Regions from separate parts of the Homo sapiens genome. Here region 1 is linked to region 2. A link is a loop called in an ENCODE intact Hi-C map of the cell type or tissue named here. Cell type or tissue: Caco-2. All regions are shown on one strand. Each heading gives the region's core, and the rest is flanking DNA. Links, peaks and the distances in the headings are about the cores only.

Region 1 (14,920 bases), core at 5,223-13,222, 110 kb before region 2:
TTGTCTTTCCTCTAAGGAGAGGTGCTTGTGGAAAGTGGAGGTTGTGGGCATCTTTTCAACCTTTTCAATCTGACCTTTCAACAGGTCAGGTGAGAGAAAAGACAAAGCTATTTGAACCTATGTTTTTCTTATGTCCAGAAATCTGTTCTTTCATCAAACCACTAAACCACTCGCCTTAGCCTCTTCTGCAGTTTCTGGTGGCTCTATCTGTGGGCAAGGGACTCCTGCCTGTGAGAAGTGGCCAGGCCCTCCAGAGCAACGGGGTCTGGCTTCAGGGAGCAGTGGGGTGTGGGGAAAGCAATGTTCATCTTGGCTGCTCCATTTTTATACCATCCATCAAGGACTCTTGCGCTTCTCTCCACCTGTGACGTAGCAGCATTGCCTTCTTTCCTCTTGGTGCTTCTGGGCAAAACTGGAATTTGAAATCCAGAACTGGCGTTGTCTTCTTAAAGAGTATGGTTCCTGCCTCAGTTCCAGCCTGGTATGGTTCTTTGATATGCCCTGAAGGTTCTCACATGGAAACATCAGTATCCTGCCATTCATGTTGTTTTAAGATGTTTTAAAAACCAATGGACAAACTTCTTGCTTCAAGGAACAAACTCTTAGGTTGGCAACAGCATATAAAAAAAAAGATCACAGCTGAATCTCATGAAAGATTAAAAACCAAAGGATTCAAGACCGGTGTTGTAAAATGAAGAGGAATTTTACTTACATGTTACAGCTGCCAAGTTTTTAGATGTTCCTGTCATAGCTAAATAGTCACTGCTAGCCTTTCAGAGAACAGATAGTAACAATTGTTTGCAGCTGCAGTGTTGCATCTAATTTTGGTGTTTAGGCTTTTTATTTTGTGGGAAGCTTTTTGTTAATATCCTGCAGGGCAACTGCCTGTTGGGAGGGAGAGGATGGAAGAAGGAGCTTACTCTGGGGGCCTTGCCTATTGAGGGAGGCTGTTGCCCAGAGCAGTTGCTTCATGGAAGTCATCCAAAGGCGCTCTCAGTCATTACAATGACAGGATCTCAAAGTTGGGAAAGGGCTGTTAAGTCATCCAGTCTAGTCTCCACATAGGTGCTGACATTCTGCCTACAACCATCCCACCAAGGGGTTGAGCAGTCTGGACTTAAACACCTCCGAGGACAGAGAACCCACTACCTCGTGGAGAAGCCTGTTCTTTGTAAACCTCTGGCTTTTCTATGTTCTCTGTAATTTCCATCTTAGTCTCTGCCCCATGGGGGCCACATGGGACAAGTTATTTTTGGCAAAGCACCTAATTGCTGGCACTGTCCCAAAGCATAGCGTTTGCCTTTTGGAAAGAAACAATGCTAGGACATGGACACTTTGGTACACTGTCCTTACCCCTGAGTATTAGTCCACTCAGTTCCTTGTTGGAGAATGTTGAGAAAACCCTACTGGCTGGCTTGTTTCTGCCAAAGCTTGGGGAGAGGAGAGGGGGATGAGAAGATGTTAGCAGCCTGCTAAACCTCAGACAGATGAGGACTCAGTTCTGTGCTTGCCCCACAAAAACGGATGCTCACATCATCAGGAAATTGTTCAGCTGGAGGATTTATAACTTCGTTGCTTTGCATGAAGTTTAAAGTTTTCATGGTTGCCCAGGGCTTGTACCTTAGATTCCTGTAAGGACTTTGCACTGTTTTTGCTGAGAAAACAACGCTTCAGGACTTAAGGTCTAAGCGTCAGAGAAGTGCCGTATTTTCAAGGTGGAAAGTCTGTTAAGCTTGCTGTTGTCCAATCATCCGTTTTTAGAGATGGGGAAACTAAAACTCAAAAAGATGTGCCTGAGGTCATATGGCATTATCAGAACCAACCTCTGGCCCTCTTGACCTGTCTAGCATTCTTTCTTTCTGACCTATAGGATGACTCTAATTCAGTCTAAATCGGCTGCCCTCAGATTCTTGAGAACTTAAAATTGAGCAGAAATTCCCAAGGCCAACCTAGCTCTCAGGGACCAACCTGCAGAACTCAAGATTGAGCGAAATGTTTAGGCCAGTTGAGTTTTGCAAAATGAGTGGTAAGGGAAAACAGATCTAGCCTGTTATTTAAAACCAGGGTTCAAAAGCCCTATTGGGAGAGGTAGTATTGTCCTAGCATTTAAATTCTCATGAAATGTGCTTGGTCTGTGATCTCTTGGTCAGATATCTGCCTTCCAGGCGATCCTTTGAGGTTGTGTAATTCAGCTGGCCCTGGCTCCTGGTCCCTGTTACTGAGCTGGGCAGTCGAACCGAAGGGCAGATGAGCTCAAGATCATGCCTTGGGAAGCATGGTGCTCTAGGGGTGCCTTTTTATTCCTTTCATTGTATTATAGACTGTTTCCAAGTTTATGGTTAGAAATGGTAAAGTGGGTCTGGTGTTTTGAGGTAGAACCCAGCCTAGGGCAAGATATGAACTGTTCTTGAGGTAGAAATGTCTACAGTCAGTTGTTTCATCTAGCTTGCATCTTAAAACACAAACCCTTCAGTTGCTTTCACTTAATGCACACATTTGCCAATGACAGAGGGTTATACAGGATCCTTCTTTTACATTTCTATTGTCTGCTACGCTCATCAGAGTATATTTTGGGGTACAAGGTTTTGGGGGTTTTTTTTCCCATTTTGTAACTGCCTTATTGAAAAGTAAGTGCCCTTCCATTCCAGGCCTCCTCATATTGTACTTGTTTCCTGCCAAATCTGGGGGATCATTTGTATTTTAACTTCGTAATCTATGGCTCTGTACTGTTGAAAGGCTCTCAATTCTGTGGGGTCTCCTTAGTATGTATGTGACTTTTCATGTTGCAATATCACACGATGGGATGGCCCGACTTTTGCTCTTAATAAATAATCTGAATGAGTAAGAGACCCTCTGTCTTCCCTTTGAATTTTTATATAGAATTCAGATGCTTTCACTTCCACATTTGGCCCCTGGCAGTGTATTACAGTGATTAATGACAGTGGTCTTTCCTCCCAGCTCCAAATACTAGCACCTACATCCCCAGTGCACACTGAGTTTAGATCCCAGAAGGTTAGGCCCAAGTTCCAGTACTGCTATCCCATTCACTCACCTGGAAAGAGACTGACTGGGTCCAACAGCCTGAGTCTGGAGCTCAACTTCCATGTAGTGTACTGGATGCACTGGGCAAATAGAGTTCTCTCTCTGGGTCTTCAGTTCTCCATCTAAATAAACTGTATGGAGGATTGATTGCACATTGAAATATCTGCAGAGGGTGAGCTGCAAACTGGAAAACTCAGGTCCCTTCTAAGGGCAGCCACTACTCAGCTCCCCGCTACTGTAGCCTTATGGGCACACCAGCCCTGTGTGACCGGGTCTTGCAATTTGACTGGAGAAGCTGGAAATTCAGATCTTCATGTAAACATCCCAATGTTTAAATGTCTCAAAGACATTTTTAACAGCGTGTGACCTGGAGTTTCTTCACCTACAGTAGAGTCTTGCTATTTAAAGTTGGTCCATCATCTGGGCACTTGTTGGAAATGCAGAATCTCCCAGCCCCTCCTGCTGGCCGTCTACTGAATCAGAATCTGCATAGTAGCAAATTCCCTAGGGATACTACAGCTTGAGAAGCCAGGGCAGTATGACTGCACGTTCCTGGTGGAGGTCCCTGAGGCTACCGGATGACGCCTCTCGCCTGTCCTCACAGTGCTAGAGAAGAGAAAGGCAAGCCTCAAGTTCAGGTCTCCCACTTCAAGCCTGTCTCTAGTGCCACTTTACCACAGCTTTGTCCTCAGCAGAATGAAAAGGGAGAAGTGCAATAAATATTTGTCTTTATCATATTAGTTACATAGAAGTAATACATCTTAGCTCTAAAATTTTAAGCCTTACAGAAATTTTAAAAGTGCAGATCCTTTCCTTCCCACATCCTTCTCCTCTCCCATTCCACTCCCCTGTAAGGAGTGTGGAGGGTGGCTTTTCATGAGATATTTGAGAGGACAGGAAGTCCTGGCTCTCACCAAGGAGCTCACAGAATTAGTGATGGATTGTTGCTGAAGGACACCATCATTTACAGGGTCCCTGAGTTGCTTTAGAAAGCAAAGGAAGTTCCAGTTTTCATACTGTGTTTCTTAGCATAAGTAGTTGCTTCCCCTCCTCTGCCATCCTCCCATTCTTTTTTTTCTTTTTTTTTTTTTTTTTTGAGACGGAGTCTCACTTTTTCACCTAGGCTGGAGTGCAGTGGCGCAGTCTCGGCTCACTGCAAGCTCCGCCTCCCGGGTTCATGCCATTCTCCTGCCTCAGCCTCCTGAGTAGCTGGGACTACAGGCGCCCACCACTGCTAATTTTTTGTATTTTTAGTAGAGACGGGGTTTCACCGTGTTAGCCAGGATGGTCTCGATCTCCTGACCTCGTGATCCACCCGTCTTGGCCTCCCAAAGTGCTAGGATTACAGGCGTGAGCCACCGCACTCGGCCTCTCCCATTCTTTTATACTGTGTCTAACCATGGGGGCCTGCCTGCTGTCCTCACACACTGAATGGCAAAGGGGTGCTTTGTCCCCACACTTTGAAAACTGGCTGACCCCCTGCTGCAGTAAACATCCCTTGATGATCCACAGATATCAATTTAATGGAAAGATGGAGATGAACCCACATGTTAATATGCTATTAGAACAGAAGTTTCACGAGGAACCCAACACCCTTTTATTTTCTTTTCAAAATAGAGCTTTAGGACATCGAATATCAGATCATCTGAGGTCCGGTGTTTTAATCCCAGCACTTTGGGAGGCCGAGGCGGGCGGATCACAAGGTCAAGAGATCAAGACCATCCTGGCCAACATGGTGAAACCCTGTCTCTACTAAAAATACAAAAATTAGCTGGGCATGGTAACACGCACCTGTAGTCCCAGCTACTCAGGAGGCTGAGGCAGGAGAATCGCTTGAACCCGGCGGAGGTTGCAGTGAACCAAGATCGTGCCACTGCACTCAGCCTGGCGACAGAGCAAGACTCCATCTCAAAAAGAAAAAAAGTGTGGCACTTGCCACCCCTTACCCCCATCAGAATCCCCTAAGCACTCTGTTGCAATGCCAATTCCTGGGCCCCCATTCCAGATCCTCAGAATGAAAAGCTCAGGGTCTAAGTCCCAGTAATAATGATTTTTAAAATTTCTCCAGGTAAGACTTAAGCTCAATAAAGTTGAGAAGCACCAATCTGGTCCAGAGGTTTCCCAATCCCAGCACAGAGATGAACAGCTTCAGTATCACCTGTTCAAATACTAGTTAAAAGTTCCCCTTGAGCTCTCTTTCATGAGAATTTTCTCAAGTGAAGCCCAGGAAACTATGTTTTTATAAAATCCTCTCGGATGCTGGGCGCGTTTTATAAAATCCTCTCGGATGCTATAATCGCAGCAATTTGGGAGGCCGAGGTGGGTGGATCACTCGAGGTCAAGAGTTCGAGACCAGCCTGGCCAACATGGCGAAACCTTGCCTCTACCATACAAAAACATTTAGCTGGGCATGGTGGCACATGCCTGTAATCCCAGCTACTAGGGAGGCTAAGACAGGAGAATCGCTTGAACCCAGGAGGCGGAGGTTGCAGTAAGCCAAGATTGCACCACTGCACTTCCAGCCTGGGCGACAGAGCAAGATTCTTATCTCAAAAAAAAAAAAAATCCTTTCAGAAATTTATCTGCACATCCAGGTTTAGGAACCACTGAGTCCAATCCCCTAAGGCCCTGGTCAAGAAAGTATTATAACTATGTTACGTTCAGCATCAAACAGCTCAGAAGTGGCAGAGTCTGAGCAAACAGAGTGGCTGACACTGTTGTCATTCAAATGGATGATCTTCAGTCTGCAGAAAACCAGAATGAAAATAACCCACCATTCCAGCCCAAGACCTGACACAGAGGAGGACACTATATTTATTTAGTACTGGGACTGAGTCTTCTGTGTACTCAACAGTTTTTTGTCTACAAAGATCTTCTATATTCAGGAATAATAATAGCTATCAAGTACAGAGTCCATGCCAGACAATGGCTAATAGTTTTATGTGCATTAATTCATTTAATCTCACTACAATCATACAAAGTAGGAACTATTATTAACTCCAATTTATAGAGATGTAAATACAGTCTCAGAAAAGCTGAGGAACTTGCCCCAGTAACAATGAGAGCCAAAGAGGTAAAGGCACTCCCAGGATGGATCCCCAAGGCTTGCCTCGCTCTAGGGATACTGCTGTCAACCCCACCGTCCAAGAACTCAGAATGCCAAGCTCTGAAGCAGCGCAGCTACAACAGTTACCCTTGTCCCAATCAACTGGATTTACTAAACTTTAATGAGGGATTTTGAGAAGTCACTAGGACTCTAGTTAAGAAATTTAATAGGGTTTAATGGAGGTTAACAAGGTACATCCAACCTTCTAGCCAGGTTTTAACTTACCAGAGCTGAACAGAGATTAACAAGCCCAGGAGGTGTAAAGGCACCTGCATGATTTAATGGGGTTAATGAAACTGTCAGAGGTTGGCTGAGAGGGAGAGAACTGGAGCATGCTGCTGTTAACAGTCGATCTGGTTGAGGTCAACAGACATTTATTAAACAGCTGAAGCCTGCCCTGTTCTGCCCTGGGCACCACAAGGGTAGCCAGTTAAGAAAGACCACAACTGATATGGCAACCATGGTTAGTCCTGGTTGGTGATTTTGGAGTAAATTTGACTCTCTTCTTTGTGCTTTCTTGGTATCATCTAAACTGGTTATAATGAACACAAATCATTTTCACCGTAACTGTAAAATAGCAAAGCATTTTTAAGTGCCTTCAAAGCACTTACTACCTGCTTGCATAGTTTACTTTACATATTCCCGAAACATATAGAAAGTAGTAAGAGAAGTAAAAGCAACAACAATAATACAACCTTAAATTTGAGCAGCACTTAAAGTGTTGTACAGCGCTGTCATCCATCACTTCTGTGAGTTTTTGTCACGCTATGAAACAGTGATATACAAAGTCACACTGGTAGTGGAGAAGACAGAGAAAATCTTCATCTTCCGCCTCCCGAATTGGTACTGTTTTTTCACTGAGCACTTACAATGTGACAGTCCCAATGGTAAGTAAGCACTGTACATGCCTTGATAACCCTATGAGATGAGTATTATTATTATCCCCATTTTATAGATGAAAAAATCGTTTAGAAGGGTGAAGTGGCTTGCCCAAGGTCACCAGGAAACGGTGGGGATGAGTCACACAGGTTCCAGCGTCCACTATGTCATGCTGCCTAATACTTGAGTAAGATAATATTTCGCAAGAGCATTGTTTAGAACAGTGAAGAACTGGAAACAGCCTATATATCAAATACTAGGAGACTGGTCTTGAAAGCATTATACATATGTCATAATTGTAAAATAATGTTTAATGACATAGAAAGATATGCATATCAGCTTAGAAATACTATATATGTAAACATATGTATACAGAGTATCTATATACAACTATATGGAATATGTATCTGTATAGATATATGTTTATATACATAGTATACATGTATATTTATACACACATATCTGTAACTATGACCATATATAATTTTTTTTCTTTGAGACAGGGTCTCACTTTGTCACCAGGTGATTGGAGTACAGTGGTGCGATCTTGGCTCACTGTGGCCTCAACCTCCCAGGCTGAAGTGATCCTCCTGCCTCAGTCCCCCAAGTAGCTGGGACTACAGGCGTGCACCACCACCATGCCTGGCTGATTTTTTTGGTATTTTTTGTAGAGATGGGGTTTTGCCATGTTGTTACCCAGGCTGGTCTCGAACTCCTGAGCTCAAGCAATCTGCCAGCCTTGTCCTCCCAAAGTGCTGGGATTATAGGCGTGAGCTACCATGCCCAACCCTGCTATGACCATATTTATAGGTAAATCAAAGCATCTACTTGCTAACTTCATGTGTAGCCACACTCTATCTATGTGATTCAGAGTAAGGGGAAAATACCAAGGAAAAGGCATTCTGAAAAGTAGGGGAGCTTCCCGGAAGAGGAAGCACCTAAGCAGGCCCTTGAAGGAAACAGGTTTGATGAGATGAGAGTGAAGGGAAGTCCAGGCTGATGTGACAGTGAATGAGGAGCAGAAAGCCTCATGCTGGAATGAGTACCTTGAACTTTGGAGTCATCAAACCTGCTATTATTAAAAAAAACAACCCATTGATGAAATATGGTCACAAAAGTATTTGAGTATCTGCTGTGGGCCAGGTGCCAAAGGAAACGGACTCTGTCCTCCAGGAGCCAGGAATTTCAGAGGAGCTAAGACTCAGACAGGAGTGGGAAGTAGTCCTTCAACTACTAAAATCATAGAATCTGTGATGAAAGCTCGGAGCCCTGCGTCAACCCTACTTCTGAGGAAGGAGCAGTGCATAACGGGCACTTGAAGTCTTAGAGAAGCCAATGAGGGTTAGCAAATGTAATGAGCTTAATTAAGCTAAAACAGTTAAAAGAGACTTCCTGAGGGCTCATAGCCACTAGCAAGATTGGCCTTTGTTAAGTGAGCAGTGGGAGGTTACCTGTGCCCAACCAGAGCCTCTCCTGCCTAAGTGATGGGGGATGCAGGAGTGGACCAGGCTTCAAAGGGAGCCATCCAGTCAGCTGGGCTGGGACAGGTTCAGCAGAGCTCAGACTCAGCCACGCGCACTAGCAACTGCCAGAAGGTGAAGCTGTATCTAATGAAACTTACTGAAGCCCAAAGAATGAGGACTGAGGGAATCAATTACTCACAAGACCGCAGCCTGCCTACTGGGGTTTATCTAAACTAGATGAAGTTGAACTTGGCTGAGTCAATTTAAACAGTTCCAAGGGGGCTCCTTCATCTTCAGCGAAGGGTGTTCTATCTCTGGTGGCTAATATAGTTTTCAAATGTATGCTATTCGTATTTCTATCAAGGAATATTTCCAAAGCTGGATATGAAAAGATGGTCAGGATGGCCCAGCTGCAGAAATATAGCTATTATTTGTTAAGCACCGACTGGGAAGTAGACACTGTGCTAGGGTCTTTGTATATGGTCCTAATCCTCACACAGACCTGCAAAGAAGCTATTATCATTGCTAGTTTTCAGATGGGAAAACTACAGCTTGGAGAAGTCAGGTGACTCACCCAGGGTCTCACAGTGAACTGGGATTTGAGCCTATGTCAGTCTGACTCCCCTGTGCACCATGCAACCTACACCACAGAATGAAGTGGAATATTGACCATGCTGGGAAGATGGAAGAGTGGTAAAAGCTGTTGGAAGAACTCAGGATCCCAGCAACCTGGGTTATTTAGTGCAGGGGGAAACTGCCCTCTGTGTTCCATTAGCCCTGTGTAGTAGTGGCAGAAATATTCTGAGTTACTAGGAGAGGACTGTGTTTGTTCAGTGGCTTCTATTCAAAGGAACAGGAAAAAAAAGTGTGGCGCATTTCAGATTTCACATAGTAAGGAAACACAGATCCCTGTCCCTAAGGCATATTTAGGTAAGAAGGCCTCAGAGATCTTGGGTTACAAAACCCCAGCGTCCCTCAGGAGTTAGGCTCACACCCAGGACTCCTGGTTTTGTGAACTTGCTGAGTCCCTTCTCTACGCCCCTGAATTGCCAGAGGAAGTTAAAGAAAGGGAGTCCTGGGGCTCCGGGCTCACCTTGCAAGGAGGAGTCTGGGATCCTGTCTGGTTTCTCTGCGCTGAGAGTGCAGAAGAGGGAGTATGGCCACCAGGTGGCGCCCTCCCCTCAATCGGTGGCAGCCTCAGGCCACAGGGGAAGGCCCTAGGAGTATTTTCTGTCCCTCATAGAGATGCTGTATTTGGTGAATACTTCGATTCACACCGTTGTAAAAATCCTAGAGAGTCCATGCAGAAAGGGACTTAGATCTGGTCCCCCTTCCTTGTTTTACAGAGTCCAGCTGGGGCAAGGAAGTACCGAAGGTCACACAGCAAACTGAACCCCCTTCTCTTGCCTTCTGGGGCTAGTGCTTTTCCTGCCACACTAGCTGTTCTTGCACTTCCAGCCACACCTCCCACGCCTCACCGTCGGACAGCCTGCGCTCTACCCTCAGCCAAGAGCCTGGTCTCAGGGTGCCCTGAAGGGCCACGCTGTCTTCGCCTTTCCTGCCACACTCTGTCGCTTCCCAAGCAGGCCCAGCAGCTCAACCTCAACCACAACAGCAGCAAGAACAGCTCGTGTTTACCACCGGCCTGCTCCAGGCCAGGCTAAGAGCTTCCCAGGTCCTCAAAACGCTTCTAGACGCTACTCTGCCTTCCCTTTTTTTTTCTCTCTTTTTTTGAGAATTTTTTTTGAGACAGAGTCTTGCTCTGTCACCCAGGCTGGAGTGCAGTGACGCGATTTCAGCTTACTGCAACCTCCACCTCCCAGGTTCAAGCAATTCTCCTGCCTCAGCTTCTCGAGTAGCTGGGATTACAGGTGCACGCCCCCATGCCCGGCTAATTTTTGTATTTTTTTAGTAGAGACGGGGTTTCCCCATGTTAACCAGGCTGTTCTCCAACTCCTGACCTTGTGATCTGCCTGCCTCGGTCTCCCAAAGTGCTGAGATTACAGGTGTGAGCCACTGCGCCTGGCCTCTGCCTTCCCTTTTACAGAAGTGAGCTGTGGGTCTCAGAAAGGTTAAAAAACCTGCCCATTGCCATGCAGCTCATTTCACCAACTCACCTAGTTTTGAGTACAGGCCTGGGGGGCCAGTCTAGACCTCCCTGTTGACCTTGGCCAGGCCTCTTGTGCTAATATGTTTTCTGTTTCAAAACACTTTTTTTTTTTTTGAGACAAAGTCTCACTCTGTTGCCCAGGCTGGAGTGCAGTGGCGCTATCTCAACTCACTACAACCTCCACCTCCCAGGTTCAAGCAATTCTCCTGCCTCAGCCTCCCAAGTAGCTGAGATTACAGGCATGTGCCAACACGCCCTGCTAATTTTTGTATTTTTCGTAGAGATGGGGTTTCACCATGCTGGTCAGGCTTGTCTCGAACTCCTAACCTCAGGTGATCCACCCACCTTGGCTTCCCAAAGTCTTGAGATTACAGGCGTGAGCCACCGCACCCAGCCTTCAAAACACTTTCAAAGATCTTTTCCCACTTCAGCGTGACAGGAGTTCTGTTGCGGGGAGGAAAGATATTGTTAGCCCATCTTAGAGATTAGAAAACTGGGGCACAAGGAGATGACTGGACCAAGGTCACCTGACTCATAGTAGACTTGGAACTGGAACTAGGTGGGACACTCCAAAAGGCACTCCACATCTTACTGCCCAGCTATAGTCCCCCTACTGTCTCTGGGAGTCACGGAACTGAGTGGCTGAAAGGGCAGGTTTTCGAGTCAAATGCATCTGGGTCTGCAGCCCAGCCCTGCCACTTAATAGTTATGTGCCTGGACCAGGCACGGTGGCTCTCGCCTGTAATCCCAGCACTTTGGGAGGCTAAGGTGGGAGGATCATTTGAGCTCGAGACCAGCCAGCTGACAAGCTGAAACCGCATCTCTACTAAAAATACAAAAAGTTAGCCAGGTATATTGGTCAGCACCTGTAATCCCAGCTACTCGGGAGGCTGAGGCAGGAGTATCGCTTGAACCTGAGAGACGGAGGTTTCAGTGAGCCGAGACGGCACCACTGCACTATAGCCTGGGCAAAAAGAATGAAACTCCAACTTAAAAAAAAAAAAAAAAAGCCCCTGGTTTTGAAGGCTTAGTATGAAAAAAAAAGAATGTAAAATATCTTACTAATAATTTTTAGATGGATTCATGTTGAAATTCTATTTTGGATATATTAAGTTAAACAAAATACATTATTAAAATAATTTCACCTGTTTCTCTTCTCATTTTTATTGTGGCTACTAGAAAATGTTTAATCACCTATGTGACTCGCACTTATAGCTTGCATGATAGTTGTACTGTACAGTGCTGCCTGAAACAGTTTCAGAAATTCAACGGCTACAGGCTGCCTTCCCCCTGTGTTACCTTAATGATGTGGACTATAAGGGCTTTGAAGCAGGAATTTGCTCACTGGGTGTGTGTCCTTGAGAAAGTCACTGAAATCTTCTGCATCTGTTGGAAGTATGCCCTGAGTCTCCAAAGCCAGCAAACAAACCAAAAGAAACCCTCAATGCTTCACAAGACTGTTATGAGGATTAAATAAAATAATAAAAATAGCTCTACCATGGGCAACGCGCTAAGTGCTTTGCATGCCTTATCTCTTTCCATCCTCACAGACCCAAGGATGTTGGGGGAATGATTGCTCTCATTTTGTAGATAAGAAAACTGAGGTTGAGAAATGTTCAGTAACTTGTGAAGAAAACTGAGATTGGGAAATGTTCAGTAACTTGTGCAGGGACTCCTGGCCCTTGTATTGTTCTGTTCCCTGCACTAAAAGTAGAAGGTATTAAATAAACAAAGGGAAGAGAAGGGCACAACTTCCCTGAGATGCTGGGCAAGTCCCTCTCCTTTGTGAGCCTCAGTTTCTCCTTCTGTAAATGAGGGACATGCTTGGATGGTGGGTAAAGACCTTTGAGGTCTCAGTGTTATGGGGTGTGTTCACATTTCAGTGAACATAAGCCTTTCAGGACTCCTCTAAAGTCCGATGCTTTCCATTGTCTATTTTGTGGGGATAAATGTGCATTTCTGTTTGTTTTAATAACATTTGTAGGAGCTTTATATAGTGTCTACGTCTGCTTACATTAGATGCTGTGTATTATAGTTAAGAGTCTTTCACGATTTCCCATATAAACCTAGTTTTTTATGAGTTTGGGAGAGCTCAGCTGTAAAAACTCTCTCAGCTGAAAAAATTTTGTTTCTAACAAATCAGGTTTAAATCAGGAGGCTGGTTTCAGACACTTCAGAACGTGCATATTTTTTCTCTTCAGTCACTCTTCATTTAAAAATGAGATTGGCTGATTTCTTAGTTTCGTTTCTTTTGTGAAGATTTAGCAAGACTATAAGGTTAACCAATGGTTGCATAGACAGAAGGTATCCAGTGCCTTTTCCGTAAGAACCCTGGGTTTGAGGCGCACCTTCTAATCCGGGCTCAGCCTTTGACTGGCTGTGTGACCCTGAACTGGTCACATCAACTCTCTTGGGTTTGCCTTTCCCACATCTGTCCATGGGGAGCATCATTCCTGCCTTGGCTGTCTTCCAGATTATGGGGAGGAAAATGCACTTATAAAAGTGGAAGTACCCGGGTAAGGTAAATGTGCCAGGCAAACACCAGAGACTACTGCAAAGAATAACGTGCTGAATTCCTCACCAGGAGAAAGTAGATTCCTGGAATCAGAATGTTACTAACAGGAAACCACCTTGGAGCCTACCCTTTTCCTCATTTTCTAGATGGGATCCACTCAGAGCCCTGACAGGGGAAGAGGGTTCCAGGAGAATGCTGGAATTTGAATCCCAGATCCTTTCACGTAACTCCTTCCTTCTTTTTTTCTCTACCTTACTTTGGGGACTAAGGAAGATCAGACTGAGAGAAACTGTATTTGGGCACATATGTATGTATACACACACACACACACACACACACACACACCTGGAGGTGCTCCGAGATGTGGGGGAAACAGGTCTCTGGAGGTAGCCATGTTTGCACTTTGATACAAGTCCTATCTGCCATCCATGTGACCTTGGACAAAATCCTTCACCTCTCTACGCCTCAGCTCCCTCAATATTGACCTCACGGAACCCTGTGAGGCTTATATGAAATAATGCATGCTGAGTTTAAATACTTTTCTTTATAAATGTTAGCTGTTACTATTCCATTCATCAATAGACTTTAAATGTAAGAAAAAAAGACTATTTGCTGTGTACGAGGAATAATAAACTCTTCAGGACAAATATTTTCTGTTGTATGTTAATTGATCGTTATTAGGATCTTTTCATTATATTTATGCCCACAGTGCCTAGCACATGGTGGGCACACAATAAATGTATGTTAAATAAATGGTGTATTGAAAGTATGCTGGCAACAGAGGAAATTGCAGCTTAATTTTTATTGCAAAAGTAATACTTATTCATTATAAGACATTTAAGAAAAATATGGCTAAGCAAGAGGAAAAGTCAAAATTACCCTTATTCCCACAAGTCAGAGGTAAAGGTGTGAAAGTTTTGATGTATATTCTTCCAATTTTTCTCCACGAATAATATTTTTTTATTTTTACATGAAAAGGGTCACAATGGACAGTGTTTGGTGTAATATGGGAGGAGGTTTTCTCACTTAATATATCGTGAACAATTTCCATGTCAATTCCCACATTTTTTCTAATGGCTGAATAGTAACCCACTTGTACTGATGGCTTTATTGAGCCAGTTCTGTAATTATAGGACATCAGGTTCTTTCTCGTGTTTCACTCTTTAATAGAATAGTCCTATAGTTAACGTTTTGTAACATCAATATTTCCTTGCAGTAAACTCCTGGAATTTACTTTTAAGTTGGTAACCATTCCATTTTTCCCATTTTTTAAAAAAGATGTATTTAATTCAAAAATAATAAATAATGACCCTGCTTCTGCCACAGCTGATTTGAGGTGTCTGACAAACCTCGTTGAAACCTGGGCAGAGAAGAAGAAACTAAACGTTAGACTCTAAAGATGTTTTCAAAGAAGGGAGGGCTAAGGAGGGGTGGGAGCCTGGAGAGCCAGGGTGGCAGCGAGAAGGGCTGGACCCCTAGTCTGCAGACCCTCAGCACAGAATGGTTTGTGAAACCTGGGGCAGCTCCGAGCCGTTCTCTGTGCTCGGCTTTTCCAGCTGTGCGGTGGGAGCTGGGGATGTGGCGTGGGCGTGGGAGGCCGCTGGAGTCAGGCGTGGGGAGAGTGGGGGACTATCCAGTGACCCTCTCAATGGGCGCCGGCTCCGTCTCGGCTCCCGGGTTCAGGGACTGCACGTTTCTGAGACCGAGTTTAGGGCTCCAAGGCTCTCTTCCCAAAGAGGGTTTGGGGCCAGCAGGATTGGGTTTTCTGAAGAGGCCTGGTTATGCCAGACTTGGCTTTGGCGGCC
Region 2 (14,920 bases), core at 3,337-11,336:
TTGGGCCAGGTGTGGTGGCTCACACTTGTAATCCTAGCACTTTGGGAGGCTGAGGTTGGGGGATCACTTGATGTCAGGGGTTCGAGACAAGCCTGGCCAACATGATGAAACCCCGTCTCTACTAAAAATACAAAAAATTAGCCAGTGCGATGGCACACGCCTGTAATCCCAGCTACTCAGGAGGCTGAGGCAGGAGAATCACTTGAACCCAGGAGGTAGAGGTGGCAGTGAGCTAAGATTGCACCACTGCACCCCAGCCTGGACGACAGAGCGACACCTTGTCTCAGAAAAAAAAAAAAAAGATCCTGGGTTTGACTCCCTCTCTAACCTCTTTCTGGCTGTGAGACCTTAGGCAAATTACTAATCAGCCCCCTCTCTATCTCAGTTGCCGCATCCATAAAATGGGAATACTAATAGTATCCACCTCATAGGTAGCTGTGAAGAATAAACTATCTGGGACACCTAGAAAGTGCCTGACTCTAAGTAAGCACTTCACAGATACCACTTTTGTTTTATATTTTAGTGTCATTATCAAAGATCGGTCCAAGTCTGATTTTTCCCAGCAGAGATGATAGGAGCGAGCCTGAAGAAGGGTTATGGAGTGGCCGGCAGCTTCTCATTCCTTTAGTACCATAGCTCTACTTTATATCCACTGTTCCATTCCATTTTAAATGCAAATAGATACACATATGCTTACCAAATGGATCATGCTGAGTTATAATGTTTTTTTCACTTTTCCTGTGTCACAAATATCTTTTCATATAATTAATATTTATCTACACCTTTTTTTTTTTTGACAGAGCCTTGTTCTGTCACCCAGGCTGGAATACAGTGGTGCCATCTCAGCTCACTGCAACCTCCACCTCCCAGGTTCAAGCGATTCTCCTGCCTCAGCCTCCCGAGTAGCTGGGATTACAGGTGCATGCCACCACACCCAGCTAATTTTTGTATTTTTAGTAGAGATAGGGTTTCACCATGTTGGCCAGGCTGGTCTCAAACTCCTGACCTCAGGTAATCCACCCGCCTCAGCCTCCCAAAATGCTGGGATTACAGGTGTGAGCCCACACCCAGACTACAACATTTCTATGTCTGAACAGCAGCACAGCAAACTGACATTTACCAACTGCTTACCACGCACCAGGCACAGTGTTAAACAATTCCCATGCATCCTTGTTTGATACTCAACACAAGAAAATGAATTTGGTTTCATTTTCATCCCCAATTTATAGCTGAGAAACTGAGGCTTAGAGAAATTAAATAGACTTAAAATATCACTGGAGTTCAGATCTGTGGACTCCTGGGCGTAAGCGCTACTGGACGTTGTCTGTAGTACTAAAATAACATTTCTAAGCAGCTTCAGGCCCCTATTCTTAGACACTTAAATTTTTTTTTCTGGCATCTTCACTTTTATCAACTGCATATGATAAACAATCTTGTGAGAAGATATTTGGCGACATCATGATTACTTCTTTGGGATAAATTCTTCAAAGTAGATGGCCCACTGTCTGGGGCTTTCATCTTGGAGACAAGGAGAAAGAGAGGCCAGGTTGGAGGCTGGATGTGAAGGAAGAAGCAGGAAGCCATCCAGGAGAAAGGCCCGACTAGGAGGCCAGGATGCCTCGCTCGCCCACACAACAGAACACGCCGCTTCGGTTTATCAGTGATGGGGTTCCCCCTGCTCCCTCTGAGCTCACCCTGAAGCCCTTAGGAATCTAGTTTATTTCCAGGAAGTTTTGCTGACTTAGCTAAAGACCCCGTTTTGTGGATCAGCTGCAAGACACAGACACTCAGCCAAAACACACACACATACACACACACACATACACACACACACACACACACACAGGCTTCACCCTCCAGGAGTCAGGTGTGAGGGAGGCACTCACTGGGAAGAGGCCAAATAACCCATGGAAAGTGGGAGAGCTTAATTTACATGGAAAGAAAATTCCCTGAAAAAAAAGCCATTCATCAGATTTACATACATAATTTTCTCTCTTAACTAGGTTAACTCAGTTCAATAGTTTTGCGACAGCTTTATTGTTTTGGAGCAGGGGAGGAAATTGCATACATGCTCAGTATTTGGGGGTGGGGTTTTTTTGTCTTTTTGAGACAGGATCTCACTTTGTCGGCCAGGCTGGAATGCAGTGGTGTGAGCACAGCTCACTGCAGCCGCAACCTCCTGGGCTCAAGTGATCCTCCCACTTCAGCCTCCAGACTAGCTGGGACCAAAGGCAAACACCGCCATGCCCAGCTAATTTTTTAATTTTGTAGAGATGAGGTCTCACCATGGTGCCAATGCTCATGTTTACTGTTTTTTAAAATCCTTAGAAAGTATACCACTATCTGTGAAGATCTAAAAGTTTCTTAAATTCTCATTTCAGACTGGGTGTGTAATTTGCATACAAACCATGTGGAAATCTTGTTAAAATGCAGATTCTGATTCAGGAAGGCTGACTGGGGCCTGAGCATGCACTTCTAACACTCTCCCACAAGGCTGATGCTGCTGGTCCATGCACCAGCTTGCAAGTTGAGAGGAGCACACAATACATTTGGTAAAGTCGAGATTCTTCTCCCATGGAATTGTCACTCCCTGCTTATTGCTCAAAATACTCTTAAGTCAGAGCTGCAAGGGAGCTTGGAAAGCATTTGGTCAGAGCTGCTGCTGACAGATGAGGAAAGTGAACCCCACGAGGGGAAGGGGCAGGCCCCAAGCCAGGGAGCTCGAGCCAGAGCATGGCTGGGGGCTCCAGGTTCCTTTTGTTTCCACAGAAGCCCAGAGCTTAGTCAGTTTCAACTGTGGGACTAGCAAAGGCTCTGTGAATGGCTGGGAAAAGCAGCAGCCCCTATAAGGATGACAGGGCCACCAGGCAGAGTGCAGACTCTATGCTAAGCACCATCCAGATGCCTTGCACGCCGACATGCTCTCAGAAAGTCCACACCACAACTCTACACAGCAGAATCATTGACTTCATTTTACACAGAGAAGCCGAGGCTCAGAGAGCAGAGCAGTCTTCCAGAAGCCACACAGCGGGTAAATGGAGAGGTAGCATCAGATCTGTGTGTGAAAGAGCCCCACATCACTGTCTCCTTAACATCCATCCTTCAGAATTTTTGCCTTAATTGTACTTGAACAACGGTTCACTTTCCATAAAGGGAAAACTAGTATCATTTGAAAGATGTATTTTCATTGTAGAAAATACATTCATTGAAAACAGTGTTATTAAAATCTAGCTAAATCTTCACCTGCAGATCCCTAGGCCTGCCCTCTTTGTTAGGAGGGGAGATTAGCAAACATTAGAGAGGTATTAAAGACAAACTAGGCCTGGCACCATAATCCCAGCACTTTGGAAGGCTGAGGCAGGAGGATTGCTTGAGGCCAAGAGTTTGAGACCACCATGGGCAGCATAGCCAGACCCCATCTCTTAAAAAAAATAAAAGAATTAGCTGGGCATGGTGGTGTGCACCTGTCATCCTAGCTAATTAGGAGGTTGAGGCAGAAGGATCACTTGAGCCCAGGAGTTCTAGGCTGCAGTGAGCTGTGATTGTACTATTGCACTCCAGCCTGGGCAACAGAGCCAGACCCTGTCTCTAAATGTGTGTATTTATTTAAATACATAAAACAGACTAGCACCACACTGAGGCTTTCCTTTTAATGAAATTTAAAGGATTGAAAGAATATTGAAGAGAGAATAATTTTGCAGGATATGAGTCTACCTTTTGCATTGCCTTGTGTGAATTTGACCTTTCTTCCATCTCCAGGACAGAACATCTCACACTAAACTACGCTACCTTTAGGTGAGCCAGGTGGTATCAGTCAAGACTGGCTTTCTGGAAAAGGCACCTGGACCAGGTTTCACATCATGGGAGGCCTAAGCTACGGTATCTCTACTTAAAGTTTCTTACTGTCCAGAGAGAGTAGTCCACACCCCTCTCCAGGGGCCTGGGGGTCCAGTCAGCAGGCTGCCTGGAGCCAGGGCACACTCTCTCCCCAAAAGATGACCCACCAGCATGTTTGCCTAATGTGGCCACTTTGGAAACATTGTTTGTTCTTATCCTGCTAAAAACAGCTTCAAAGTGACTCCTGTCTAAACTGTGCCACGATCGATTATCAAATCCCTGACCTGATCGAAACCACAGGGGGACACAGTCATTTGCTTTAATGCAATTAAAGCAAAATATAATCATGTATCCAGGCCAGGGACAAGGGCAGGGCTCTTTAGAAGGTGGGAGGAGAAACCAGCTCTGGATAATTTCTTCTCAGCTCCAAGGTAGCGAGCTTAGACTTCTCCTGCCTCCGTCTCCAAGGCAGCCTTGGGCTTTGCTGCAGAGCCACCAGGTGAGGGTGTCCTGGGCGAAGGGGGAGCTGGGAGAAAGCAGTTTTGGAGTGAGATGTGGAGGAGGGTGGGGATTTGCAGAGCACAGCCAGGAGGAAAGAAGAAAAATGAAAAAGAGGAAGAAATGGTCAGGCGCGGTGGCTCACACCTGTAATCCCAACACTGTGGGAGGCCAAGGTGGGTGGATCACCTGACATCAGGAGTTTGAGACCAGCCTGGCCAGCATGGCGAAACCCCATCTCTACTGAAAATACAAAAATTAGCCGGGTGTGGTGGCACGTGCCTGTAATCCCAGCTACTCAGGAGGCTGAGGCAGGAGAATCACTTGAACCTGGGAGCCAGAGGTTGCAGTGGGCCAAGATCGCACCACTGCACTCCAGCCTGGGCAACAGAGTGAGACTCTGTCTCAAAATAAATAAATAAATAAATAATGTGGGGAGGAAGAAAAAGATCACAGAAAGAGGAGGAAATGGACATAGCCAGCTTGATAATTTTCAGAATCTCTAACAAATCCCCAGCCTCAGGGAGGTTGAGGCTGGCAGGTCTTCCTGAAGGATGGCAGCCTCCCCAGCAGCAGGTGAGGTTGATCCAGCAGGACTTCCATGAGGAGGCACCAGGAAAATGTGTCTTCCCTTCTCAGAGAGCCACATGAGGGAAAAGATCAGGGCGAGGGCTTGCCTTTCCGTCTCCCGGCTTCGGCCCAGCATCCCCGGGCTCTGCAAAGGAGTCAAGTGTCTTCACACCACGCACCTGCCTCTCCCTCAGGGGCAGGCAGGGCTGGCAGGCTTCAAGGGACCCCCTCAGTGCTCACTGCACAGGCTGTCCGGGGGCTCCACACTCTCTGTACCGGTTCTTATGACTGCTGTGACAAAGTACCCCAGACTGGAAGGCTTAAACCACAGTTCTCACCGTTCTGGAGGATAAAAATCTGAGGCCAATATGTTGGCAATGTTGGTTCCTTCTGAGGGCTGTGAGAAAAGGATCTGTTGAGGCCTCTCTCGTCAGCTTGTAGGCTGCTTCTCCCTGTGTTTCCTGATTTCCCCTCATCTTCCTGGGTCTCGACATCATCTTCCCTCTATGCATATCTCTGTGTCCAAACTTCCCCTTCTTATAAGGACTCCAGTCGTACTGGATTGAGGCCCACACTGAGGACCTCATTTTAACTTGATTAGCTCTATGAAGACCCTAGCTCCAAATAAAGGCACATTCTGAGGCACTGGACTGAATAGTGTGTCCCCCCTCAAATTCAGATGTTGAACTTTACCCCTCATTTTAATGGGATGAGAAAATGGGGCCTTTGGGGGGCGATTAGGTCAAGAGGGTAGAGCACTCCTGGATGGGGTTAGTGCCCCCACATAAGAGACCCCGGGGAGTTCCTCCAGCCCTTCCACCATGAGAGGACGCAGCAAGATGGTCGTCCATGAACCAGAAGCGGACCTCACCAGACCCTGAATCTGCCAGTGCCTTAATGTGGACCTCTCAGCTTCCAGAACTTGGAGAAACAAAAGTCTGTAGTTTCAGCCACCCAGTCTATGCCATCCTGAACAGACTAAGGCAGGGCTTCAACATATTAATTTGGTGCGGTGGCGGGCGACACCATTCAGCATATCACACTGTCTGTGGGGAGCTCCCCACTGCTGCCTTGGGGAGGGGAGGAGAGACAACAGTCCTTGGCAATGCTCAGCACTCCCTAGCTCCAAGCCTTGAACAAACCATTTCACTTTCAAGGGCCTTGGCTTGCTCATGTGTGAAATGGACATGGTAGCAACACCAACGCTGGCTGGAGAAGAACGCAATAACACCATGTTTCCGTCCCTTTTACGTTTACTCGGATATCAGAGCTGGAAAGCATCCTTGGAACTCCTGTGCGCTCTCCCTTGCCAAATTTAGGATCCCCCAAAACGGAGAACTGCTTTCCACCTCAGAAGGTCCAGCTCTGACAGCCTTTCTTTCTCCTTCATCTCCTTCTCCTCCTTCTCTTCCTTCTCCTTTTTCTTTCTTCCTTCTTCTCTTTCTTGTTCCTGTTTTATTGATTCCCAAAACTATCATTATTTGTCATTATTGGCTACTGCTTATTAAAGACACTGTACAGACATTGTGCCAAATGCTTTACAATCTTTATCTCATTTTATCCTCACAATAACCTTACAGGATAGGAACTACTAATATTCCCATTTTATAGATGAATAAACTGATGCTCAGAGAGTTTGGGGGAGGCCCAGAGAACAGAGCCAGGAGGCTAATGAGGAAAACTGCAGAAGGCAGACCACAACTCCAAGGAAGAAAGGTCTTCCTCCCAGGCTGCCTGGGGAGGGAGGAAGACGCCCACTCCAGGATGAAAGCAGAGGCTGGATGACGAGATAGCAGAAGTTAAAGAGGAGCTTTTGCACAGAGCTCAGGGGAGGCACTGAACTTGGCAACTTCTCAAATCCCTTTCACCTCCAGACTCCAAGGGTCTCGACCTCAAAGCCCCAGCTGAGGAGAGACTCGCAGGAAAAGAAAGAGACTCTTGCAAACCCTCCCAAGTCAAACCGCCTGGTCGTCTCTCCTAGAGGCACAGCACATAGCAGGTACTAAATAAATATTAAATAAACAAATACATATGTCAATCCACTGCAGTCACAAAAATCTCTGCTATTGCTGTGAGAGCACCATCTGCTGGGAGTGGGCTAAGTTTCTCACCTAGAATATCTCGTTTCATTTCCTCTTCTCCCAAGCCCTTACCGGGTAGGTGCTATTCTTATCCCCGTTTTACAGCTGAGAAAGCTGAGACCCAGTCTGCCTGACTCCAAAGCTCTTAACCACTGTGCTAGCAGATATCAAGCCCCGCCCACAGATTCAATTAACCATTCCAGCAGTCTTGGGTCTCCAGAAACAGCCAGCATACAGTGGGTGTTTAATAATACTTAATGAATCATTGAATTGATCCATGCATCAAACCTAGCCTACTGAGGTAGACATATAACCCAACAAACAACGAAATCTCTGGTTCCATAAGAGTCCCCTAACCCAGTGCCTGGCACACAGTAGGCACTCAATAAATATTTGTGGAAAGAATGGCGCACTGGCCCCTAATGTAAGCTCCTCTGCACATAAATTTCAGCTCCAGGCACTTTGAAGTTCCCCCAGGGGACAGCTGCTTTTCCTGTTATCGATGCCCCCCCAGCCCCTCCTGGCCCCCTGGGCCCATCCAGGCCAGGGACCTGGGGCCGCCACAGCCAGGAGATAAGAATGATGGATGGCCAGCCTCCTGGCTCCACAGAAGCCTGGGGTTTCCTGGGAGCGGGAGACAGTCTAGTGATTCCAAAGCCCCTCGGAATTCGAGAGGAGAGAGCTCAAGGAGGGGGTGGAGGCAGCGGCAGAGGCATCCCTATCTCCTCAGAGATGCTGGACCCGACAGGAGGTTTCAGCACCCCCCCGGCTGCCTTGATCTCCTTCCATGTTGACAAGGCTTCCTTTCAGCATGTGCTGAACACCAGGACCCATCACTGGAGCTTCCAGTGGGAGAGGGGAAGATGGCACCCCCTCTCCCCTCCTCTCCTTTCCTCCTCCCAACTGCCAGAATCTGGAAGCAGGGCAGGCTTCCTTCCCAGTTTGTAATTCAGGCCCTGTCATTAATTGAGCCCTTGGCAAATTAAAAAGTCACAATATCTGAGCCTCAGTTTCCCCATTTGCAAAATAAGCACTGGGGGAGGTGTTCCCTTCCAGCTCTGCTGAGGCAGGATTCTAAGTAGCTAAGGAGGAAACCTGCTGTGTGGCTGAAAGTAGTGGCTGCTGCCTAGATGGGGAGGCCAGGCTTGCTCTTGGACTCAGGCAATAATAAACATGGGTTTGTTTAATTTAAAATCTCTGATCCCCAAACTGAGATGCTTCCTAACTTTGGGTAGAACCTGACCATGTTAGATTTTGAAGGACTCCAAGAAATTGAAACCTATTATTTTTGTCCTTCCCTTCTCTCTGGACCTAAGTTTATTTTAAATTTTTAAAAAAATTATTTTAACTGCCAACAATACTTGAATGTGTCTTCCTTATTTTAAAAAAAAAACATGCTGATGAAGTTAAAATGCTCTAGACAAGTCTCATCCTAATCTATTCCCCTCTCTTTCCAAAGGTCACACCATCATTTGGGGATGTATCCCCAACACTTCCACAGCACCTCTTCATATGCCTGTCTACCCAGAGACTGACACACACAGACTTGTCCTGTAGGAAATGGGATTTTATTAAAGGAGTCATCTCACACTGGGTGTGGCACCTTCCTTCCACCACTCACTCCTGGGGCCTGGAGACCCACCCATGCTGGGACACCGGGATCTGTCACCTTTCACCTACCTGGAATGCAGCTCAAGACAGGGTGGACCTGCCTTCCAGGTAAGCTCCAAGAGAGTGGAAACTTGGTCTATTTTGTTCACCACTGATTCCCAATGTCTAAAACAGGGCCTGGCAATAGTTACTCAATAACTACTGAATGAATGAATGAAGAGATGAATAAATGAATGATTCAATGCATTTAACCCACCCACTCCTGGTGGATATGTCAATTGCTTCTATTAATAACTTTTTGGGCCGAGCGTGGTGGCTCATGCCTATAATCCCAGCACTTTGGGAGGCAAAGGCGGGCAGATCACTTGAGGTCAGGAATTTGAAACCAGCCTGGCCAACATGGTGAAACCCCATCTTTACTGAAAATAAAAAAATTAGCTAGGCATGGTTGCACGTGCCTGTAATCCCAGCTACTCAGGAGGCTGAGACAGGAGAATCACTTGAACCCGGGAGACAGGGTTTGCAGTGAGCCAAGATCACGCCACTGCGCTCCAGCCTGGGCGACAGAGCAAGACTCCATCTCAAAAAATAATAATAATAATACCTTTTCACCAACACAAACACAAGTGTCCCTGAATATGCCTCTCTGTGTTCATTTTTGAGGAGCTATAACATGTGGGGGCTCCCCTAGGGCCCCAAAGGGCATTGTTTGAAATCCTCTGGTTAGGCCAAAGCCTTCATTTCACAGGTGAGCACAGGGAGACCAGGTTGGGCAAACATCTTGCCCCAAGGTCACCTAGCACATCAGGGACTGAATGAATGGAACTTTGGGGTTACTGTGAATTTCTCTTCCTTCACTCTCTTAGTGCTTACACTTTCTCTCTCCCACCACCCTACTCCACCCCAAAACTCCAGCCTATGTACCTCAGGAGGGGTGACTTTAGGGGCAGAAGTCTCATTCACTCACATAGAGAAGGAAGCTCCTACAGCATCAGGTGTCCAGGGTTTTAATCCCAGTGCCAAAGCATTTCTTTTCCTCCCTGAGCTTCCATTTCCCTAACCTGTAAAATTGGCCTAATGATGCTTGCCTAACTCTTGAAGTGAGGACAAGAAAGAGTTTGTAAAATGGAGAACAGGGATAAAAATCTAAGAGAGGGCTAGTTCAGTTTAAAATGTAGAATTTTGGCCGGGCATGGTGGCTCATGCCTGAAATCCCAGCACTTTGGGAGGCCGAGGCGGGTGGATCATCTGAGGTCAGTAGTTCAAGGCCAGCCTGGCCAACATGGCAAAACCCCATCTCTACAAAAAATAGAAAAATAAGCCAGGTGTGGTGGCACGCATCTGTAGTCCCAGCTAGTTGGGAGGCTGAGACACAAGAATCACTTGAACACAGGAGGCGGAGGTTGTAGTGACCCAAGATCGCAAGGCCCTGTAAAAAAAAAAAAAAAGGATTTTGAAAAAACAAATTTCAGGCTGGACACTGTGGCTCACGCCTGTAATCCCAGCGCTTTGGGAAGCCGAGGCAGGTGGATTGCTCGAGCCCAGATGGAGACCAGCCTAGGCAATATGGTGAAACCCTGTCTCTATCAAAAAACATAAAAATTAGGCAGGCGTGGTAGCCTGTGCCTGTAGTCCCAGCTACTCTGGAGGCTAACTAAGGTGAGAGGATAGCTTGAGCCTGAAGGGCAGGGCTGCAGTGAGCCATGATCATGCCACTGCACTCCAGTCTGGGCGAAAGAGCAAGACCCTGTCTCAAAACAAACCCAAAACAAAATTCAGGTTAAAAGATAAGGTATGTTTCTACCTTTATAAAAAGGAAAAAATGTGTGTGTATATATATACATAAACATACAATTATATACATAAAATTATATATAATTTACATAATTATATAATTTATATTTGAATGTTTGTATAAGTACAGAAAAAGTGATAGCAGTTACCAACTGCAGAGGAAGAAAGGGAAGGCTATTTTCTTTCTTTCTTTTTTTATTTTATTTTATATTTGAGACGGAGTCTCATTCTGTCACCCAGGCTGGAGTGCAATGGTGTGATCTCGGCTCACTGCAAACTCTGCTCCCAGGTTCAAGCAATTCTCCCTGCCTCAGCCTCCTGAGTAGCTGGGATTATAGGTGCCTGCCACCACACCTGACTAATTTTTGTATTTTTTAGTAGAGATGGGGTTTCGCCACATTGACCAGGCTGGCCTTGAACTCCTGACCTCAGGTGATCCACCTTCCTCGACCTCCCAGAGTGCTGGGATTACAGGCGTGAGCCACCTCGCCCAGCCCCAGGAAGGCTATTTTCTAAGTTTTCTTGTTACATTCGCTTTTGTTTGCTTTGGTGCAAGCTTGACAAAACAAAAGACATATTTATATATTAAGTATGTAACCTCAAAAACTCAAAAGTAACAAGACGAATACTGCTCTAGAAAAAAAAAAGCAAAGGCCACAAATAATCCATTTACAGAAGTAAAAATACAAATAGTGAAACAAAAAAAATAGTTAAATCTTAGAAGGATCAAATAGAAGCAAATTAAAAAAATAAAATTATCTTTTGCCTATCAAATTGTAAGAAGTGATATTAAAGGCCAGTGTTTTCACTTTGGGTACTGGTGATGGAGATTAGCTGGAAGGTGGGGACCCCGCGCCCCTCACAGTGATGACATGTCCTTCCTGTGCTGCCCCCCAGCACTCTGATAGAGCCATCTCGAGGCCAAGGAGAGATGACAGGTCAGTCTCCGTTTCCCTCGGCTTCCACCTCCTTCCCATTATAGAGACCAACTGTGGCGTCCTCTGGCCCGCTGCCCCAGCCAGAAACACTCTACCCTCATCAGACCTAAATCCCCCTTCCTCTGATAAAAGAGTCCTGTATCCTGTGACACAACCAGAAATGATTGGTAAGGTGCCTGGTACATGAAGACCATCCCCAGAGGAATCCTTCCCAAAGGAATTGCTAGATTCAGAACAGAGAATCCAGTCGCGGGGTCAGAGGTCATCTCTGTTAAGCCTCTGCCTCTAGGCAAAACTACCCCCAACGGTTTTATTTTGGTAGGTTTTTATGAAAATACAATAGCACACTAGGAAAAGCCATTAGCAGTCATCTGGCCCCATAAGTTTATTTTATATAAGGGGAAACAGGAATAGGACGGCTATGAGAAACCCAAATCACACAGATGAAGCTGCATTTAGAAGCAAGGTCCCTTGACTCCCAGTCCAGTGCTCTTTCTGCTCAGACTCATTGAGACCACATCTTTTTTTGTTCGATAGGTCTGTTCCCTTAATCCCTGTGTATCAAAATCTATCTCCTTGGTTATGGCTAAAAATCTTGCTTGTCCATTTGGGGAAGGAAGAGTTCCTGAGGTTTTATACATTCATAGTGTAGATCATATATTTAAAAGGAGAAAAGATATAGTTCTGATACAGTAATAATAAATAGCTTTTTTTTTTCAAACAGGATCTTGCTTTGTTGCCCAGGCTGAAGTGCAGGGGCTCAATCATAGCTTACTGCAGCCTCAACCTGCCAGGCTCTAGCAATACTCCTGTCCTCCTGCCTCAGCCTCTCAAGTAGCTGGGGTGACAGATGCTTGCCACCACATCTTATTTTTTTTTTTTTTTTAATTTTTAGTAGAGATGAGGTCTCACTATTTTTCCCCGGCTGGTCTCAAACTCCTGGGCTCAAACAATCCTCCTGCCTCAACTTCCCAAAGTGCTGGGATAACAGGCATGAACCACCACATCCGGCATAAATAGCATTAGTTTAAAAACAGTAAATATCTGAGAAACCAAGACAGGAGGATCACTTGAGGCCAGGAGTTTGATATCAGCCTGGGCGACGTAGCGAAACTGACTCTACAAAAGAAAAATAAATAAAAACCAAAACCTGGCGTGGTGGCCCATGCTTATAGTCCCAGCTACTTGTGAGGCTGAGGCAGGAGGATCGCTTGAGTCCAGGAGTTTGAGGTTACAGCGAGCTATAACTGCACCCCAGCCTGGGCAACAGAGCGAGACTCTGCCTCAAAACAAAACAAAACAAAACAAAACAAAACAAAAATGTAAGTATCAATCAAGAAGTAATAAAATTAAAAATCATTTAAAATAATAAAAAATTGTTAAATAAAAAATAAAATTCCCCTGATTCTATCATAGCATACAAATGCAAAACCCAGGGGTCTATTAACATGCTTGGCACACTGCCTTTGTGTTTATTTCACCTGGCACATCCCCTTGACCAAGATCTGCTTAGAGGGAGACGAAGGAAGCGGGAAAGACACACCAGGCAGGAATGGAATCTCTATGTATCCCAGGAGTCATTCTGAATACTTACCTACCTCCTGCCTGAAAATGTGTCTTAGTGTTAAGCAGATACTATTTTAAAATTCTTAAGAAAAGGCTATAAAATGGTGATTAAAAGTAGGCGTAGGCAAATGTTTTTGGTAAATAGCCAGAGAGCAAATATTTCCAACTTTGTGAGTCCCAGCGTCTGTTTGCAGTGAGTCAGCTCTACTATTCTAGTTCAAAAGCAGTCAGGGACAATACATAAACAAATGAGCATGGCTGTTTTCAATAAAACTTTATTCACAAAAATAAGCTGTGGGTAGGATTTGGCCCACAGGCAATAATTTACCAACTCCTGGTTAAGAGTATGGGCTTGGGACTCAGACTTGAATTGAAATTCCAGTTCTTCACTTGTGAGACCCTGAGCAACTGGTATAATCATTCGAGACTAGGATGCAGCTCATTGTACCTGGTTATAGAGCAGCTAGCTACTCAGTGGGACATCACTCAGTTCAGGCACGTTGTAAGTGCTCAGTAAGTGGGATTAGACAGATAAGCTACATCCCCCTTGGATAAAGGAGACCTGGGTTCTGGTTCTTTTGTTTGTTTTTTGAGATAGGGTCTCCCTCTGTCACCCAGGCTGGAGTGCAGTGGTGCAATCTTGGCTCACTGCAACCTCTGCCTTCCAGGCTCAAGCAATCCTCCCACCTCAACCTCCTGAGCAGCTGGGACCACAGGTTTGCAGGACCACACCCAGCTAATTTTTGTATTTTTTTGGTAGAGACAGGGTTTTCCCACGTTGGCCAGGCTGGTCTTGAACTCCTGGACTCAAGCAATCTGCCCACCTCGGCCTCCCAAAGTGCTAGGGTTACAGGCGTGAGCCACTGTGCCCAATTGTGTTCTGATTCTAAATCGATTGTGGCTACCAGCCATTTAACCTTGGGCAGGTAGGACGCATAACAACTCCAAAACTCTGTTTCCTCCCCCTGTAAAATGGGAAGAGAAACTCTTTTGTTGCCAGGACCTTTATATACATCATCTTACTTAACTCTCACAACAGAATCTTCTAGTTGTTTCTATCCCCGTTTACAGAAGAGGAAACTAAGTCACAGAGAGGTGAAGGGTTATTTAGCTAGCAAGTGGTGAAAACCAGAAATTTAAACAGGGACTTTTTGCCTTCAAAATTTATGATCTTTCCTTCCACTCAGTCATGTTGCCTCCCTAGAAAATGAGAAGAGCTGGCTGGTTGCGGTGGCTCATGCCTGTAATCCCAGAACTTTTTGGGAGGCCGAGGCAGGTGGATCACCTGAGGTCGGAAGTTGGAGACTAGCCTGACCAACATGGAGAAATCCCATCTCTACTAAAAATACAAAATTAGCCGGGCATGGTAGCACATGCCTGTAATCCCAGCTACTTGGGAGGCTGTGGCAGGAGAATCACTTGAACCTGGGAGGCGGAGGTTGCGGTGAGCTGAGATCGCACCACTGCACTCCAGCCTGGGCAACAAGAGCGAAACTCTGTCTTAAAAAGAAAGAAAAGAAAAGAAAAGAAAAGAAAAGAAAAGAAAAGAAAAGAAAAGAAAAGAAAAGAAAAGAACAGAGGAGAGGAGAGGAGAGGAGAGGAGAGGAGAGGAGAGGAGAGGAGAGGAGAGGAGAAGAGAGAAGAGAAGAGAAGAGAAGAGAAGAGAAGAGAAGAGAAGAGAAGAGAAGAGAAGAGAAGAGAAGAGAAAAGGAGAAGAGCAAGAGGTGTAGGGCTTCCTAAAGTACTCCAGTCCGTACAGCCATAAATTCCTGCATATCTATCTGGTATGTGAAATCCTCCCAACATCCCTGCACAGCCTCTACTTCCACACTCTGGAGAGATGGGCAGCACTGACTGCGATTACGTCTTGGATTGAATAGATCTCTGCCCTGTCACTTCCACCCACGAATCCAAATGCTATTTGAGGACCCCTCCCAACCCTTTATCATCCTTATTGCACCTCCACCCAAGGGACACAGCATGGAGCCCCCCGCCCTTCCTGCTGCCCCACCCGGGGACTGTCTC

What was found. Peaks named below come from ENCODE experiments on the same cell type or tissue, not always from the same donor. Only the 100,000 strongest peaks of a DNase experiment are listed, where the experiment ranks them.
Region 1: it touches region 2 in a loop (8-fold over the local background); 6 of 110 quality-filtered maps call a loop at or near these places.

Annotation. Positions count from the first base shown.
Region 1 is chr5:154,458,205-154,473,124 of GRCh38, forward strand. It overlaps SAP30L (SAP30 like), which reads left to right. Exons shown (of 4, transcript NM_024632.6): 4 at 1-2,849. Among named protein-coding and RNA genes, the nearest start is that of HAND1, 13 kb to the right of the region's middle. RefSeq lists an enhancer at 14,229-14,920. In Caco-2, for the core only: a CTCF peak has its summit at 9,670 (motif pointing right); DNase peaks (open chromatin) are centred at 7,175 and 9,657.
Region 2 is chr5:154,569,040-154,583,959 of GRCh38, forward strand. No RefSeq gene overlaps it. Among named protein-coding and RNA genes, the nearest start is that of MIR3141, 20 kb to the right of the region's middle. RefSeq lists enhancers at 3,040-3,209, 13,722-14,305, 14,306-14,889, 14,602-14,920. In Caco-2, for the core only: no CTCF peak of the experiment used is centred there; DNase peaks (open chromatin) are centred at 7,522 and 8,632.